2 separate regions of the Mus musculus genome follow, and region 2 is linked to region 1. The links are chromatin loops, found by intact Hi-C in ENCODE. Cell type or tissue: heart. All regions are shown on one strand.

Region 1 (8,000 bases):
GATCCTCACAGACCATCTTGTCTAATGGGTGGAAGATGTAATGGAAGACAGTCACTGCTCTTTGTTTAACGCACTTTTCATTGAAGGCCAGTTTTGAAAAGGCAGCAATGCATTTGAAGGAAGAGACAGGGCCTGTGTAAATCCACATCTGCATGGTCTTTCAAGAGTATCCCTGGCCCCTGCACTATCCATATTCCTGGAAGCAGTACCTCCACACAACACGCTTGCATGCGTGAAATAAATGAATGTAATTTTTAAAGAGAAAAGCTTATTCCAGCACCCGGGAGGCAGAGGCAGGAGGATCTCTGTGATTTCAAGGCCACAGAGGTCCACATAGCGAGTTCCAGGTCAGCCAGGACTAACCCTGTCTCAAAAAACAAAAGACCTTAAAATATATTTTTACCTACATGTGTAACTCTGTGTTGCAAAAGTGAGAAATTGTCTACAAAGGCCAGAAGAGGGCATCCGGTTCCCCAGACCGTAGTCAGCTGCCATGTTGATGTTGGGAATTAAAGGAGATCCTCTGGAAGAGCAGGCAGTGTTCTCAACTGCTGGGCCATCTCCCTAGCCTCAATTTACATTATTTTAATTATACAAATGAGGACCCGGAGAGATGGTCAGTGGATGCTCTTATGCAAGGACCTGAGTTCAGTTCCTAGCACCCACATGGTGACTCAGAACTGTCTGTAACTCTGGTTTTAAGGAATTTTCTGAACTCTGGCACAAAGGTACACACATGGTGCACTGATACACATAACTGAAATTAAAATATATGTATTTTTGTGGGTCTGTGGTTATCAGGGTGTGTTCTAATTTTTTTTTAATGATACAAAGTGTTTTATCAAGGGTTAGGCATGGTGGTGCATAACTTTAGTCCCAGTACTGTGGAGGTAGAGGCAAGCAGATCTTTGTGCATTTGAGACCAGCATTGTCTACATAGAGAGTTCTAGGGCAGCCAAGGATACACAGTGAGATCCTGTCTCAAAAAACAAAACCAAACAAACCAGATAAAAGAAAACAAAAGAGCGGTCTACACTAGAGAGCCAGTAACATCCAACTCCAAGTGGCTGCCATTGCTGTGCCCGGGTCTCCAGAGCCCGAGGGCAGGAACAGAGGTGGTCCTGAGGGTCTGCTGCTCACGCTCTGCTCTCGCTCCTTCCCTCCCCCAGATCTTCTCCTTCGTCCTGCACACAATTGTGCGAGGATTCATCCACTCTGCCGTAGGGGGCCTATACGCTGCCGTGTAAGTCCTGGAAGCTCTGGGTGGTGTGGCCTTAACCTGAGGGGACTACTGGTGGCCCTGAAACCCTGAAACTAGCCTATCCTGACCTGCTGGCATGTGTGATGTTGGATCAGGGGACATGAACTAGGGTTTCTGCTGTCTGTGTCATAACAGGCCGTCATCCATACCTGACAGCAGGTGAGTCAGTAGGCAGACAGTTGGGTGCCCACAAGCCTTGGCATTTCACACGAAGCCAGCCTCTCAGCTGGGGTCAGTGCCTTCGAGCCCCAGGCATTGCTGTTCGGCCAAGTCCTGGCACTGTCCCTGGCTGCTCACTGGGTCAGGGCTGGGTTCTGGATGCCTGAAGCGAAACACTGCAGTGTAAATAGCCCTCCACAGGGGCAGTGAATTGAGTAACCGGTCCCAGAAAGCCTCACCCAGGAGCCTCAGAGGGCCACTTGCCGGCCATAACCTCCTTGGACCCCAGCTAGTGAAACCTACATCTTTCCCAAGAAGCTCTACCCACCTGCTCCTCCCTCTATTGCCCAGGGCTTGGCCCACAAATTGAACCGAGTTCCATCATCCACCATCTGTGACTGTGAATATAGCCCCTCGTACCTCTCTGGCAGAGCCTGGTGTTCCCCGAGATTAAGGCCAGAGCTACTTCCCTCTTTAAGCCTCATCCTACAGGGTCATTCCAGGTCTGCCTGTCCCCCTCGTTGTACCCCCCTCCCGTTCCCCAAGCCTGGAGGAAGTTGTGGCTGCCCTGGCAGGGTATGAGGGAGTCGGGCAGGAGCTGTGATGCTGAGTTTCCGTGATTGTGCAACGCTCCTGGAGGGGGGGGGGGGGGGGAGACAGCAGAGCCAGGGTCAGCCTCCAACCCAAGCCACAGACTCTGCTGGCACCATGCTTTCCACCCTGCGCAGCCCCACACCCACAGGCTAAGGGCACATCTGAGTAAAGGAGAGGCTTGCTCCAGAGTCTGGAGCCTGAGGGGCCTGAGGCTGATACCGCCTCTCCCTGCAGGCACCAGTGGTGCAGCCCTGGTTACCAGTATACCTAAGCCAGGCCAGTGAGGGACTGGGGAAGCCTGTCACCCGTGCTGGCTGTGATGGGTCTCATTGCCCCAACAGGTACCCCTCCACACAGTTTGGTAGCCTCACTGGACTGCAGTCCCTGGTCAGTGCGCTCTTTGCTCTCCTGCAGCAGCCGCTGTATCTGGCCATGATGGGTCCTCTGGGAGGAGACCCTCTGTGGGTAAGAAGGGTCAGGGTGTCTCTCCATTCTGCTCCTGGGAAGGGGGCCCAAGGACAACAGGTAGTGTGGGAACGTTGGACAGTACCCAGTCAGGGGTCCCTGGTGGATGGTGACCGGGAAGGAGGAGAAAACTGGCCTCTCTGGATCCGATTCTGGGGTGAATTCCAGGCTTTCCATCCAAAGCATTCTCATCCAGGTGTCATGAGTTGTCCCAATCCCAGCCCATTCCCTGGAGGCCGCTGAGGAGCATTGGGGAAATGAGATGCTGGAATGTGGGTTGACAGCTGGGACCCCTTGAACCTCCTCTTTAGTTTTGAGTCTTTTCTGTGTGACGCCTTCCCTTCCCCAGACCTGCGTGTGCGGGTGGGCGGGCGGGAGGGTGCTGCCTTGCGTGCATGCAGCTCCCTCTCACAGCCAACTCCCCACCATCCCAGGTGAACGTGGGTCTGCTCGCCATGAGCATGCTGGGCTTCTGCCTGCCCCTTTACCTCATCTGCTACCGGCGCCAGCTGGAGAGGCAGCTGCAGCAGAAGAGGGAAGACAGCAAGCTGTTCCTTAAGATCAATGGCTCATCCAACCGGGAGGCTTTCGTGTAGTGCCCACCCACCGCCTCAGTTGTGGCCTCCTGCCTGTGCTTCAGTGACTGACTGCAGTCATCTCCCCACCCCAGAGGACCTCATGCTCTCCCTGGATCCTGCCCTTCACCACACTGGAGCCCATACTTCCTCAGAACCACCTGGCCCTGCCGTGGAGTGCTGGTGTGGAGGGACAGGAGAGGGCCTGGGACAAGTGAACCTCCCACTGCCAGAAGCTGGGCTGCCCTGGCCTAGCTGTCACCCCAGGGGCTCTGAAGTCTCCCGATCTCCATGGGGCTTGTACCTGGAGCCAAGGGGACCTTTTCAGCGAGCATTTCTTTCTTTTTATTTTTTCTTTCTCTTTCTCACTGATCGGATTCTGCCTCTTGCCAAAGCAGAGGGGCCTGCCATCCTCCAGCACACTACCTGTCCCTGAGCTGCACGCCCACCAACCACGCCCACCTGAGGACAAAGGCTTGCGCTGTCTGCACTCCCCTTGCTTGGCCCCTTACCTCCCCTGGCCAGTCTGGCTGCCTGAGGAAGGAAGGACCCGCTTCCTGTTGTTGGTGCTAACCCCTTTGTCATCCCAACACCCCCCTGCCCGTGGCTAGTCTCTGGCCCCTCTTTTCCTTGAAAGCCTGAGAAGAAGCCCCCCCTGTCTCAGGCTGGGGAAGGAGTGGAGGGCAGACTATTTACACAAAGCCTCAAGAGCCCTGGGCCAGGCTTCTTCCTCCGGAGCCAGAGCAGTGTCTCTCTGCTGGCACGCTTTGTTCCAGTCTGCAACCTGAAGGGAACTAAGGGGACACCACAAGGGCACCCTCCCATCCACCCACAGCTGTTTTTCTGGGGTGGAAATAAGGCTGTGACTAGACATGAGGAGCCAAGCCTAAATAGGGAAGAGGATTAGTGAGTAACCCGAGGGGTGTGTGTTTATGTGGTACGTGTGTGTGCATGTGTGTATATGGTAGGAGGCTAGCCCCAGGGGCTGCTTTTATCAGAGTGGACCAGACCAGAAGCCAGCCAGCCCTACAGCAGGCTCAAAATAGGAGTCAGCCTTGCTTTATGATGGGGACCTGTGTGTATCGGTGTGATCACAGTGCCCCCTGCTGGCAGACTCACATCAGGGGACTGGAACGGTTCATGTAGTAGAAGCCTAGCCGGCCTGCCTGGCTCACTAACCCACCTTGCCTTGACAACCCCTAGAAACCCTGCCTGAGACCTCTTGGGGTGCCAAGAGGGGTACATTGGTTTTTAAGTTTATGGTTTTCTCTTGTTTTATCATGATTCTTTTTATGAAGCAATAAATCCATTTCCCTGTTGGTAATGGATGCCCCTCCTCACGTATCAGCTAATTACTGTATGTGCCTATTTTATATTTGAGAGGAGAGACAGGGCAAAAGGGTCTGCCAGGAAGAAAAGAAAAAAGAAGCCAGACATAGTGGCACACATTTTAATCCCAGCATGGGAACCTGAAGCAGGCAGAGTTTGAGGCCAGTCTAGTCTACATGGAGAATTCTAGGGCTACATAGTCAAAATCTGTAGATGTTCTGCTAGTGACAAACCCAGCTACACCTGGGTGACATGTCCAGGAAGGGGCATGGGCAAAGGAAAGCCCTGTCTACCCTGTCCAGGGAAATGGGGCTGTGGAGAGGTGTGGGCTGCCCTCACTGCTGTCTGTTGCGACTAGACAGACCAATCCAGAGAGAGCCTTCATCTCCACTGTTGGCTGTTACCGTGTAAGCCCAAGGGTTGTTATATGGTGACTCCAGGAAAGTCCTAGGCTAACTAGCACCCAGGCTAACTGAGATGCCCTCAGTCTCAGTGCAGGCCCTGTTGTGAGAGTGGACTGCCAGGTCTTGACTCCAGTCTGTTCAAACAGTAATCACATAACCCCAACAGTGAGCTAGTGGAAGCCCTTTGAGGCTTCTCATGGCTCAGTGGTAGAGCTCACTCTTAACATGGCTAAGACCCTAGGTTCTGTTTCCCAAGAGAGCTATTGTGTATTTTCCAAACCATCTCTCAGAACACTTGTCTGTGAAAAGGTCTAGTGGGGTACGCTGAGTTAAAGTCAGACCTGCCACTTCACAGCAGGGATCCACAGCCCTTTCCCCATGTTCCTGAGCATTGGAGCTGGGGGTAGCACCAGGTGTAGTGTCAGGAGGACCTCTTTGAGTTCAAGCCCAGCCTCCTGTACATTTCGAGTTCCAGGCTAGCCGGGACTATTCAATGAGACCCTGTCCAAAAAAAAATCCAAAAACCTGTTTGCAAGGATGTGGAGAAAAATTGGAAGTTTTAGGCATTGCTGTCTGAGTGGTGGAGCTGAGAGCTGTGGAAACATGGCACAGTCCCGTAATGCCAGCACCAAAAGGCAAAGGGTGACATCTTTCAGCATGAGCTGCAACCCTGCTCACACACAAGGTTGTGACATGCTGAGTGGTGACAAATCATAGCCATGTGCGACATGGTGGCTACTTGGCTGAAATGTGGATTGGCTCCAGGCCTGGGTGTGGATGTAGCTCAGTTGGTAGCATGTTTGCCTAGCTTACCCAAAGCCCTGGGTTTGAATAAACCTGGCATGGTAGTGCAGCACTTGGAAGGTGGTGACATCAGGATCAAAAGTCCCTCTTGGTCAGATAGTGAGTTTGATGCCAACCTGGAATCCAAGAACTCTCATCTTCGGAAAAAAGAATGACAAAATCAGATGGCAGACCACTGGTCTCACCTATGTCTCGATTTGATTCTGGTGCTGCCCAGAGGTTAAGATGCCCCTGTGAGGAAGAGAAGAGGTTGAGGGAATGTCCCTTCCTGCTAGGGATATAGCCTGCAGACACAACCTGTGCAGTTCCCAGCAACACTGAGGGGCCCACACTTTTGATCGTGATGCTGTAAGGGTATATATCCTAGGATTGAGACACTAGAAAACTAAATGTGGGATGGAAAAGAGCCAACGGTACTGGAAGATGAGAGACGTCCACTGGTAGCAGAGAACAGGTGTGGCAAGCCAGATGAGCTCTCCCTAATCAAGGGCCATCCTGCGCTGACTTGGCAGACATGTCAGTGTCTTTGAATCACGGTGACAGCCTAGAGTGGTATAGATGCTTGGAGAAGCAACCCCAGAGGACTCTCCTGTGGGTCTCAAGTCACTAACACAGCCGAGGCTGTCTCAGCTAGAACCCCCCCCCCCCCCATTGGAAGCAAAGAGCCCAAAGGGTGCAAGCTCAGAATGGTTTCCATATCTTGGAGCCAATGCTTTCTCAGGTTTGAGGCAAGCTATTTGCACAAGAGTCACGTGAGCTCTGGAGGCTGATGGGTCCTTGCAGGAATAATTTCCCTGATCTCTTCAACCTCAAGAAGAGTTACCCCAAGATAGGCACAGAAGCACAGGCTAGACACAGGCTAGAGGCACCGATGGAAGGAACAGGAAGCGATGCCAGCCTTGTGGTTTTACCCGTCAAGGACAGTCTCACCAGAAGCCCCTCCTTTGTGGTCTTGGCGTTCATCAAGGATGGATTCCCCTGGGACTCTACCCTTACGACTCTGCCGGGACCTATTCACAGCTGGCTCCAACCTTCATTAAAGCCAAGGTACAGGCCCTCGGGACCACCTCCTGTGCTCTGTCCCCTACACCCACATCCAGAAGTTCTGATCAAAACTTGTACATAGCCAGCCAGTGGTGCTGGTGCACACCTTTAACCCCAGCTCTCCCCTGCTCAAAGCTCAGCGCTTGTCTCCACAGAGCCCAGCCACAGGGGCTGTTATAGCCTCAACACTGTTCCCTAGGAAGGGCAGTAAGGTAGTTGTGGGTTTTATGGCAGTGACAGTGCCTTATCTGTGAAGCTACTAGGCACAACCTAAAATTGAGTAATATACATATATATATATATATATATATATATATATATAGAGAGAGAGAGAGAGAGAGAGAGAGAGAGAGAGTGTATTGACTCAGCTGTGTGGAAAGAGCACCCAAGGGTTACAGGAGGGCTGGCTTCTCCTCGGGCTGTAGCTCTTCCCTGGATTGAGGGTCAAGATGAGGCTGTGTCCCCATGCTCTAACCTGCCTTGGGCCCTAGAGTGTGGACAGAGCCTCCTGAGCTGAGGAGAGTCCGTGTCCTCTATGAGGAAGGTATCATGGCTCTGTCAGCACAGCCACCAACTATGCCCCTTGGTCCCTGCAGTGAGTCATTCTTCCATGGATAGATCCAAGACAGGACCACAGGTCACTTCCTAACCTTGACTGTTCTCTGAGGGGAGGCATGTGGGTTAGCAGCCACTCCACATTCTCAGGGAAAGCTCCTGCCATTTCCTCACGTGAAATGGAGGCTTCTGTGCTCTCACGAGGTGGCTAAGGGGACCTGTAGGTAAATCGCAAGAACAGCAGTGTGTGTAGCTCACAGCAGAAACTTAACACCAGGACCCTGGAGAAAGGCAGACAGCACGGGAGCCAGGCACCCCCCCCCCCTCCTATGACAGGACCCTGACACAAGGGGACTGACCATGTCAGACTGGTGGCCAGATAAAGATGGTACTGACCTCAGTCTCTTCAGAAGTCGTCTTACAGAGAAGCCTTAAGTTCCCCCCTTGCCTACTTTTCTATTTTGTCCTTCACGTTTTTGGTAAGAGGCTTGGCCAAAGAGTCTTGATGTCAAAAGTCCCAGCAGCCCGTACCGCCTTTTTGAATGACTACTTGGCCAGGCTGTGTGTGTGTGTGTGTGTGTGTGTGTGTGTGTGTGTGTGTGTGTGAGAGAGAGAGAGAGAGAGAGAGAGAGAGAGAGAGAGAGGTGTGTTGGAGAGAGGTGTGTTCTGGTGTGTCTGTTGAGAGAGATGTATAAGTGTGCCTATGTGCTGTAATACTGGGAGGCAAAGGAAAGGGCCATGGCGTCCCTTTCTGTTACCAGGAGCATCTAGGCAGGTCAGAATGCAGGCCACATGGAAGACCCAGACCAA
Region 2 (8,000 bases), 110 kb before region 1:
AAGCTCTTTTACCTGGTGGACTATTTCACCAACTCGAGTTCAGGGAATCTTTGGAGGTTAGTATTGCAAGCATGTGCCATCATATCCAGCTTGACACTGTGGATTTACAAAGCTATTGCTAAAGCTGTCATGGTGGCTCAAGCCTGTAACCCCAGCAGGAGGCAGAAGCAAGTTCAAGGCCAGCCTGATTTACACATTTCCAGTTCTAGGACAGCCAAGACTACATCATACCATGTCACAAAACGTCAAAGCAAAACAGTTAGGGGCTCTTTTCACACCTATTTAGAATGAGGAAGCTAACCAACCACCTTTGGTAAACTTGTTAAAGATCTCATAAGAAACTTGAATGCCATACAGCAGTGGAACATGCCTTTAGCCCAACACTCTGGAGGCAAAGGCACACAGATCTCTGGGCTTCAAGGTCAGCCTGGTGTACAGAGCTAGTTCCAGGACAGCCAAGGCTACACAGAGAAACTTGTCTCAGAAAAACAAAGAAGATGGAGGAGGAACGTGAGGAGGAGGAGGAGGAGGAGGAGGAGGAGGAGGAGGAGGAGGAGGAGAAGAAGAAGAAGAAGAAGAAGAAGAAGAAGAAGAAGACAACAACGACGACAACACCGCCGCCGCTGCCTCCACTGCCATCCACCTGAGACAGGACTCAAATCCAGACCAATTTTTAAAACCAGTGTTTCAAGCCGGTACACTGAAGTAGTAGTCCCACTTGGGATTATAGCTCCTTACTTTGTTTTGCTTTGACGTTTTGTGACATGGTGTGATGTAGTCTTGGCTGTCCTAGAACTCAATGTGTAAATTAGGCTGGCCTTGAACTTGCTTCTGCCTCCTGCTGGGATGATAGACTGATGGTGTAAAACTCCACTTAGGAGGCAGAGGTGGGAGGATCAGAAATTCAAAGTCATCCTTGGCTATGTTGTGAGTTTGAGGACCAACCTTGGCTACATGATATCCTATCTCAAAAAGAAATAAATGTATTGCCGGGCATGGTGGCACACGCCTTTAATCCCAGCACTTGGGAGGCAGAGGCAGGCAGATTTTCTGAGTTCGAAGCCAGCCTGGTCTACAGAGTGAGTTCCAGGACAGCCAGGGCTACACAGAGAAACCCTGTCTCCAAAAACAAAAAACAAACAAAAAAGTGAACCCCAACAGTACTGCCGGACAGTCTGGTGTCTTTCCTAAGTCTCCTTTCAACTCTGTTTACCCAGGTGTACCCACAAGGTGTGTGAGCAGCTCTATACCCAGAGGTGATACGGTTGTTTGAATGAGAGAAAAGTTTCCCATCAGCTCGGGTGTGTGAATACTCGGTCCCCAGTTGGCAGTATTGGCTGGAGAGGTGATGGGGAGGTGTAGCCTTCCGGTGGAGATGGGCTTTGGGAGTTTAAAGCTTCCTCCACGAAGACCACTGGGCTGATCTTGTTACCAACAGAATTGGATTGGCCTGCTCTTGGCTCCGGCCTCAGTTTATCTAAAATTTACATGTTACCTGATCAAAAACTGTTTCCTCCCCCACCCCTCTCCCTGTCTGTATTCCCTGCCCTCTAGTGGTGCTGGCTGTATACTACACTGGTGATCTTGACTGTATTTCAGTTTACCTCTTGTTCTCTCTCTGCTGACTCTAGAGATGTCCTTTCATGGCTGGGACCTGGCTCAGAAATTTCTAAGGCACTGAGCCTTCCTCCATCTGAACTTTAGGAAACTTCTTGGCTTAAAGGTGTATTTCTGACTTAGTATGCAATGAGACCTTGGAGCCTGCACTTTGTTAAGCACCCTGGGTGGTGGTGGTGGTGGTGGTGGTGGTGGTGGCAGTAGTAGAACTCTGATGAACAGTTAGTTATTCAAGGCCCATCTAGAAAAAGAAAGGCTTTGGGTGCACATGGCTATAACTCAGTGGCGAGAGACGTGCTTCCCATGAATAATAATGATGACGATGAAAATAATTCTCTGTGACTGTTCTCCCCACTTCCCTCTCTCTCACCCTAGCTCTTATCTACCGAATCCCTGCACAAGCACCCATGGGGTTTACAGAATCTGGGGCGGAACGTTAGTCACTTCCCTTCGCCTACTTCAGTATTGTGTTTCCAGAAGTACCCATTTTGGCTAGTCACTGAGGAAAACGGCAGCTGCCTGTGGGCCACCAGCCCATGCCAAGTGAGGTCAGCAAGAAAGAAGCTGACAGCAAATGTGCCAACTGTGGGTCTGCTGGATTTCTACTGTGCTAAGTGGTTTCAAGAAGTTTCTTCTTAACCCCCTACAAGAAACCACAAATTTTATTATCTACACTGTTTTGTAGATGAAGAAAACACCATTCCGAAGCTCACTGCCAGTCAGCACTGGAACTGGAATTTGTTTGGCTAATTCAGTGGTTCTCAACCAGGGTGGATTTGGACTCCCCAGGGGATATTTGGGGACACTTCTGGTCGTCATAATTGGGATCATGTGCTACTGGCACCTAGGGTAGAGGCCAGGGTGGTACTGACCTTCCTACTATGAACAGGGCAGCCATGTACATAAATTCTCTCGATCAAAACATCAACAGTGCTAAGGTTGAGAAATCTCAGGCTGAAACCCTGTCATTTGGCCTTGAGGTGGGTGGGAGGAGGTTAGAGAGTGGAATAAAATCAGAAGGGCCACCACAGAGGCCTCGAGTGAGGAGGGAACAGGGCTCCTATGCTAGGGATAATGGAGAATAGGGCAGCTTGTTGAAACTTTTCTTTCTTCCAAGCTTGGCTAGAGCCCTGCTCAATTTCCCCCAACTCTGCCAAGTCAGTCCCGGGACTTCGCACTAAGTTTGTCCTGGAGTGACCCTGACTCCAGCTTGGAGCTGGGGCAACACATTTACCTGGGTCTTCCCAGGAGTGGGTTAAAAGTCAAAGATAAGTGGCATCTGAGAAGTTAAAAGTGGGGTGAGTGGGTAAAGGCAGGAGGACCCCATCAATCAGCTGACCTAGGAAGGAAGAGAGCAACTGAAGCAGCAAAGAGCTGGTCCAGGAGACTGGATTCTGACCCACTAGGCTTATCTTCCACAGCCTTTCTTGTTTAGGCTTGGGCTCAGTTTCCCTGCATCATCCGCAGGAGCCCCTGGAGCACCCACATTCAGCCGGCCGCCAGGACAGGCTCCCCAGCAGTGGCCTCCCCACTAACTGACAGTGGTGACAGGAAATATCTCCCATTCCAATCTCCTCAGAAGTCTGAATAAGTAAGGGACAGATGTTGGGGAGAGGCGTCACTCTTGGGTTGATGAAGAAAAGATCATGAGAAGCATACATTTTACCCGCTATGGTTGGGGTTCCATTACCACCCATGGCGGGGTTGAGGGGGAAGGGCAGAAAAAAGGAGATGGAGAAGGACAGACACGTAAGAAGGAGGATGTGGTTAGGGCTGATTCGTCCCCTGGGGTCGAACAATCAGCTGTTACTGGGGCGGAAGGCAGGAAGTCTCCTTAAAGACACAATATTCTGAACGTTGAACTCAGGATTTGAAGCAAGCCCAGCAGTCACCTTAGTGGAGCCCATACTTAATTTAACACAGAAGCGGCTATCTCAGGCTTCCCTCTCATTTCTTTGTCTCAGATGCTCTCACTTAGAAAGCTTAGATGCTCTTAGAAATGACTCAAAAGTCAAGAACCCCAGGCCACAAGTTTCTCTTTGGGGGTGGGGAGGGAGTGAAGAGGTGGTCCCAGTCTTGTCCCTTTAAATAAGCAATTCAGCAGCTTTTGCCAAGTCATTGGGTTCATTTCGGTTTTTGCCCATCCCCCGCCTTTCAGACTCTGATTGGCCCCTAGGGAAGGAGCCGCCTCTTCATTGGTCTCCACCTTTGAAATCACTTCCCTAAGTAGGCCTGAGTCAGAGAAGCGTTTCGGAGGGCGGGACTGAATGGGTGTTAATCTTAGAACCGGGTTTCTGGTTGATACTACTTTGGTAAAGATCTTCCCCTAATTTTTAAAAAGACGCTTCCTCTCTAAAAGTGAGGGCGAATCCTTTGTTAAGAACGTGCCCCTTGAGAAGCCGTGGGCTCTTCAGCGACTAAGACGAGACATTCACTAGAAAAGATTTCACTAAACCCACGAGGGATAGACTAGACCTCCAGTGAAGATTGGGCCTGTGCGGGTGACATTTGTCCCTATACCCCGAAGACCTCGAGCTAGCTCTCCAGTGAAGACTGGGGCCGTGCGAGTGACAGTGGTCCCTATACCCCGAAAAAAAAAAAGTCCTATTTGTGGAAAAAAAAAAAGACTTCGGGTGTTCTGCTGCATCGGTGGCTGGCTTCCATCTTTAGTTCTACTCACTCCTGTTGCTTCGCGTGCTCCACCTTCGCTTAGCTCAGGCCTCCTGTGAATCAGTTTTGAGGCTAAAAGAAGTTCCAAGAAGGAGGGGCTGTAGCCCTTTAAGGACTTCCCCGCGACCGAGTCAGAGATCAGTTTAAAAATGCCAACTCACAGAGCGCGCTGCATTCTGGGAAGCTGAGTGTCACCGTAAGAACTTCATTGACCGGAATGCACTGCAAAAATACACGCCTATACTTCCTTCTGCTCTTTAAACTGTAGTTTGACGTAAAGCTGGTCTAAGCAAGTCGCCTAGGCCGAGGGTTAGCCACACCTTTTCAGCCATTGGCCAGTTGGTTAGTTGGTAGGCGTGGCTTAGAGAAGCTCCTCCAGGCAAGGGGGTGGCCTCCTTGCCAATCAGAGCCCAGACGCCTGAATGGGCGGGAGTAAGCAGAGGTGCTGGCGCCCCCGAGTGGGTGTGGTCACGTTGCCCAGCAATGGGCGGTGATTGGCCCTGGGTGGTTCATTCGCAGCTCGTGCGTCACGACGCCGCCAGCTGATCGGAGACTGGAGCCGGTGTGTGCTGGGCGCTGGGAAGAGACAGAGCGGTCGGCCGTGCGGACAGGTCGCAGTGATTTTGCTCCTCTGTCCACAGCAACCCCCGCACCCAGCATCAGGTGGGTGTGATCTGGGGACCCGGTCATCCCGGGGGGAACCGCGGTAACCGGGTGATGGGGAAAGTAGGGTCCTGACGGCCACACCCTGCCCTTCTGGGGGAGGGGAGAGGGGGCGGCGGGGACAGGGGCGCTCTTGGGAGAGGAGCCTGGACTCTCCCGAGTAGTGTGTCTGGACGTTTAAAGAGAGAGTCCCGGACAGGAGTCGTGGCAGAAGGTTTGGAGAAGTAACTGGGGAGGAATATGAGAGGCCAGAGGGCCGGGGGCGTCTAACCCCGACGCCCTTTGGTTTGAGGATGCCCGAGCTGACCATTTAGCCTAGGGAGGATCTGGACGAGCGAGGGGTGCGGAGGTGCATTGCCTCTACCGGCGCTGACTGGGTCAGGGCCAGTTCAAGTCCCTGGCAGGGAAGGGGTCGCTGGGCGGTCCGGCCCCTCCTCTCGTTCCCTCCCGGGGATGTTATGTAAGGGGGGAGGGGAAAGGAGTAGGGGGCGGCGGTGCGGAGGCCTTATGCAACCCAAAGGTTAGGGTTTCACCGCGGGTTGGGCGGAGGTTGGGGGGGCGGACAGGAGGAGTGCCTGGAAACTCTACCCGCACCCCCCCTCCCAGCCTAACTGGCTGTCTTGGACAGAGAGAAGGTCACCTTTGCACCTCCCCCCTAGTATGTCCGGTAGAGAGGCCCCTAGCCCGGGCTTGGCCTGACTGCCTGGGAAGCCGGCTGGCTGGGTGGGGCGCCTGGGTTAGTCATCGCTGGGCTCCCTCTCTCCCCACCTCCTGGCCAACTCTTGGCCCCTCCCCACGGCCTCCGGTTAGGCTAACGTTCCCACCTCCCTCTGGCCCTAGTTTCAGTCTCCAACTCATTTGGCCTGTCACCCTGGCTGTTAGAGTAGGCTAGAAGCTGTCATGGTGCCAGAGAGTTGATGGAGCAGCTGGTCAGAGGGTCAGTGCCCTGGGCCCACCCCGCCCCGCAGCCAAGGGCACCTGCTTGGCACAAACTCTCAGCAGCCAGTGAACCCTGTGGCCTGAACAGAGCTATCCTGGGCAGAGAGAAGTGGACAGAGACTGATCACCTAGGAGAAGGAAGATCCGACAAAGTTTATACTTCCCAAGAGGCTTTTGGAATTTGAAAGTTGCCCACCCTAGTGTAATCTTTCCACTCTCTGAAAATAGAAATCCCAAGGCAAAGTCTCCTTGGCCCTTCTATCTGGCAGTGGCCATGTCCTTGGACTGACTGTGCAGAACCACCCTCTCGGGCTCCCAGCCCTCTAGCCTGCCACGCCCCCAGCCCCCTCCCTGAGCCATGCTGTAGGGCCCCGGCTTTTACTGCTGATTCATGCGTTGGAACTGTGGGGGCGGGGCTTGGAACTTGGAACAAAGTTCAGACGTGGAGGGGCCGGCAGACAGCCTGGAATTCATACCAGATGTACCCGGAATGTGCAAGCGGAATGCCTGGCATCTCTAGTCCTGAGGAAGCTGCCCAGCCACCCTACCCATACCTCCCTCCCCTCCTGCCTTTGGTCAGCTGTCCTCCCTCAGACTCCTGAGAGCCCCTGCTGACCTTCCAACTCTAGTGCCCCTCCCATTTCTAACCCTACACAAACCCTCCTTGCTGCTGAATTCCCTAAGAACAAGTCATTTGAGTTGATCACAGAGCTCATATTTCTGAAGTACATTTTTTTTTTTAACTTGGGACTTGGGTTCTACACCCTGCCCTTTGAATGCCGAAGATGCTGGGCTCCTTAGCAGGTTGCCAAGAGTTGCCAGCTCCTAGTCTGTAAAGGGGCACAAAGCAAGTGCATTTAGAAGCCTCTTGCTTCTTATTCAAGAACCCCTCATTAGAAGGTACTGAAAGTCAGCTAGAGCCAGGTTTGGATGGCCTCTGGGTCGCTGGCCCTGTCACCCAGCTTTCCTGTTTTTTTTTTTCCTCCCCTTCCTTTTAGGAACCTGTGCCTCCCACACCCTCACCTGGCTGAGCCGCAGTAGTTCTTCAGTGGCAAGCTTTATGTCCTGACCCAGCTAAAGCTGCCAGTTGAAGAACTGTTGCCCTCTGCCCCTGGCTTCGTGGAGGAAGAGGAGAAGCAGCAGCTTTGCCTATCATCCGGAAGGTGACAGAACTGGGGTGGGAAGGTCTGGACAGCTGGGGTGATGGCTTTATGGGAGGGAAACCCTGGTCCTCTGGGGAGCCCTTACCCCCACTGGCCCAGTGAAAGATTTAGGTTAAAGGCACTGTCTATAAATTGGGGAATAGGTGACTCCACCTCCCCAAGATTAGTTGATGTCTGTGTGGCAGTGGGAAGAAATAGAAGGAAAAGTCTGTCTGTTTACTGAGACTTCCTTGTAGGCCTGCCTTTCTTATCTTCATCATCACCATGCCAACACACACACACACACACACACACACACACACACATACACACACATACACACACACACACACACACACACTTTCCTTTCCATGAGGTCCAAAAGTAAATGTACTCAGGAAGGGGGACATTGAAACTCCGTTCTAAGTAGTCATTTGTGTATTTACTTTTTTTGTTTATTTGTTTGTTTGTCTTTCGAGACAGGGTTTCTCTGTATAGCCCTGGCTGTCCTGGAACTCACTTTGTAGACTAGGCTGGCCTCGAACTCAGAAATCTGCCTGCCTCTGCCTCCCAAGTGCTGGGATTAAAGGCGTGTGCCACCACCGCCCGGCTGTATTTACATTTCTTTATTTATTTTTAGTCTGGCCCAGATTTTGGGTTTAGGGGTACTTACCCTTACACCTGTGGATTTTTCCACCTGTATAATGGGGAATCCCATAGATAAGTAGGCAGGAGGGCATTAAAAGTCCACCAGTGGTGACTCAGAGCCTGGGCTCTTCTCTTCTCGTGGATGGAAACGAAACAGCTCTTCACATGAACTGTTGTCCTTCCCCCACCCCCTGACTACTCACCCAGCTCAGGGGGATTAGGATGGAAGGAAAGGCTATGGTTAAGTCCCAGGCAAGCTCGTGGGAGGCTAGTCCTCTACTGGCTTCTCACCATGCATGGGTGGTCCAAGGCTTTCCCTCC

The links. A loop is a pair of places that touch in the nucleus more often than their neighbours do. Peaks named below come from ENCODE experiments on the same cell type or tissue, not always from the same donor. Only the 100,000 strongest peaks of a DNase experiment are listed, where the experiment ranks them.
Region 2: it touches region 1 in a loop (2.2-fold over the local background); 5 of 42 quality-filtered maps call a loop at or near these places.

Annotation. Positions count from the first base shown.
Region 1 is chr11:75,569,402-75,577,401 of GRCm38, forward strand. Slc43a2 (solute carrier family 43, member 2) reads left to right here. Exons shown (of 14, transcript NM_001199283.1): 12 at 1,170-1,243; 13 at 2,356-2,479; 14 at 2,914-8,000. The coding sequence ends at 3,075. Among named protein-coding and RNA genes, the nearest start is that of Pitpna, 15 kb to the right of the region's middle. In heart, no CTCF peak of the experiment used is centred here; DNase peaks (open chromatin) are centred at 1,150, 2,010, 3,120, 4,140 and 1 weaker place; H3K4me3 peaks cover 1,024 bases; H3K27ac peaks cover 1,609 bases; H3K27me3 peaks cover 4,308 bases.
Region 2 is chr11:75,456,806-75,464,805 of GRCm38, forward strand. Mir22hg (Mir22 host gene (non-protein coding)) reads left to right here and starts at 4,734. Exons shown (of 3, transcript NR_030711.1): 1 at 4,734-4,950; 2 at 6,888-7,052. It overlaps Mir22 (microRNA 22), which reads left to right and starts at 6,911; the gene lies at 6,911-7,005. In heart, a CTCF peak has its summit at 1,569 (motif pointing left); DNase peaks (open chromatin) are centred at 3,746, 4,696, 5,726, 6,316 and 5 weaker places; H3K4me3 peaks cover 4,331 bases; H3K27ac peaks cover 5,177 bases.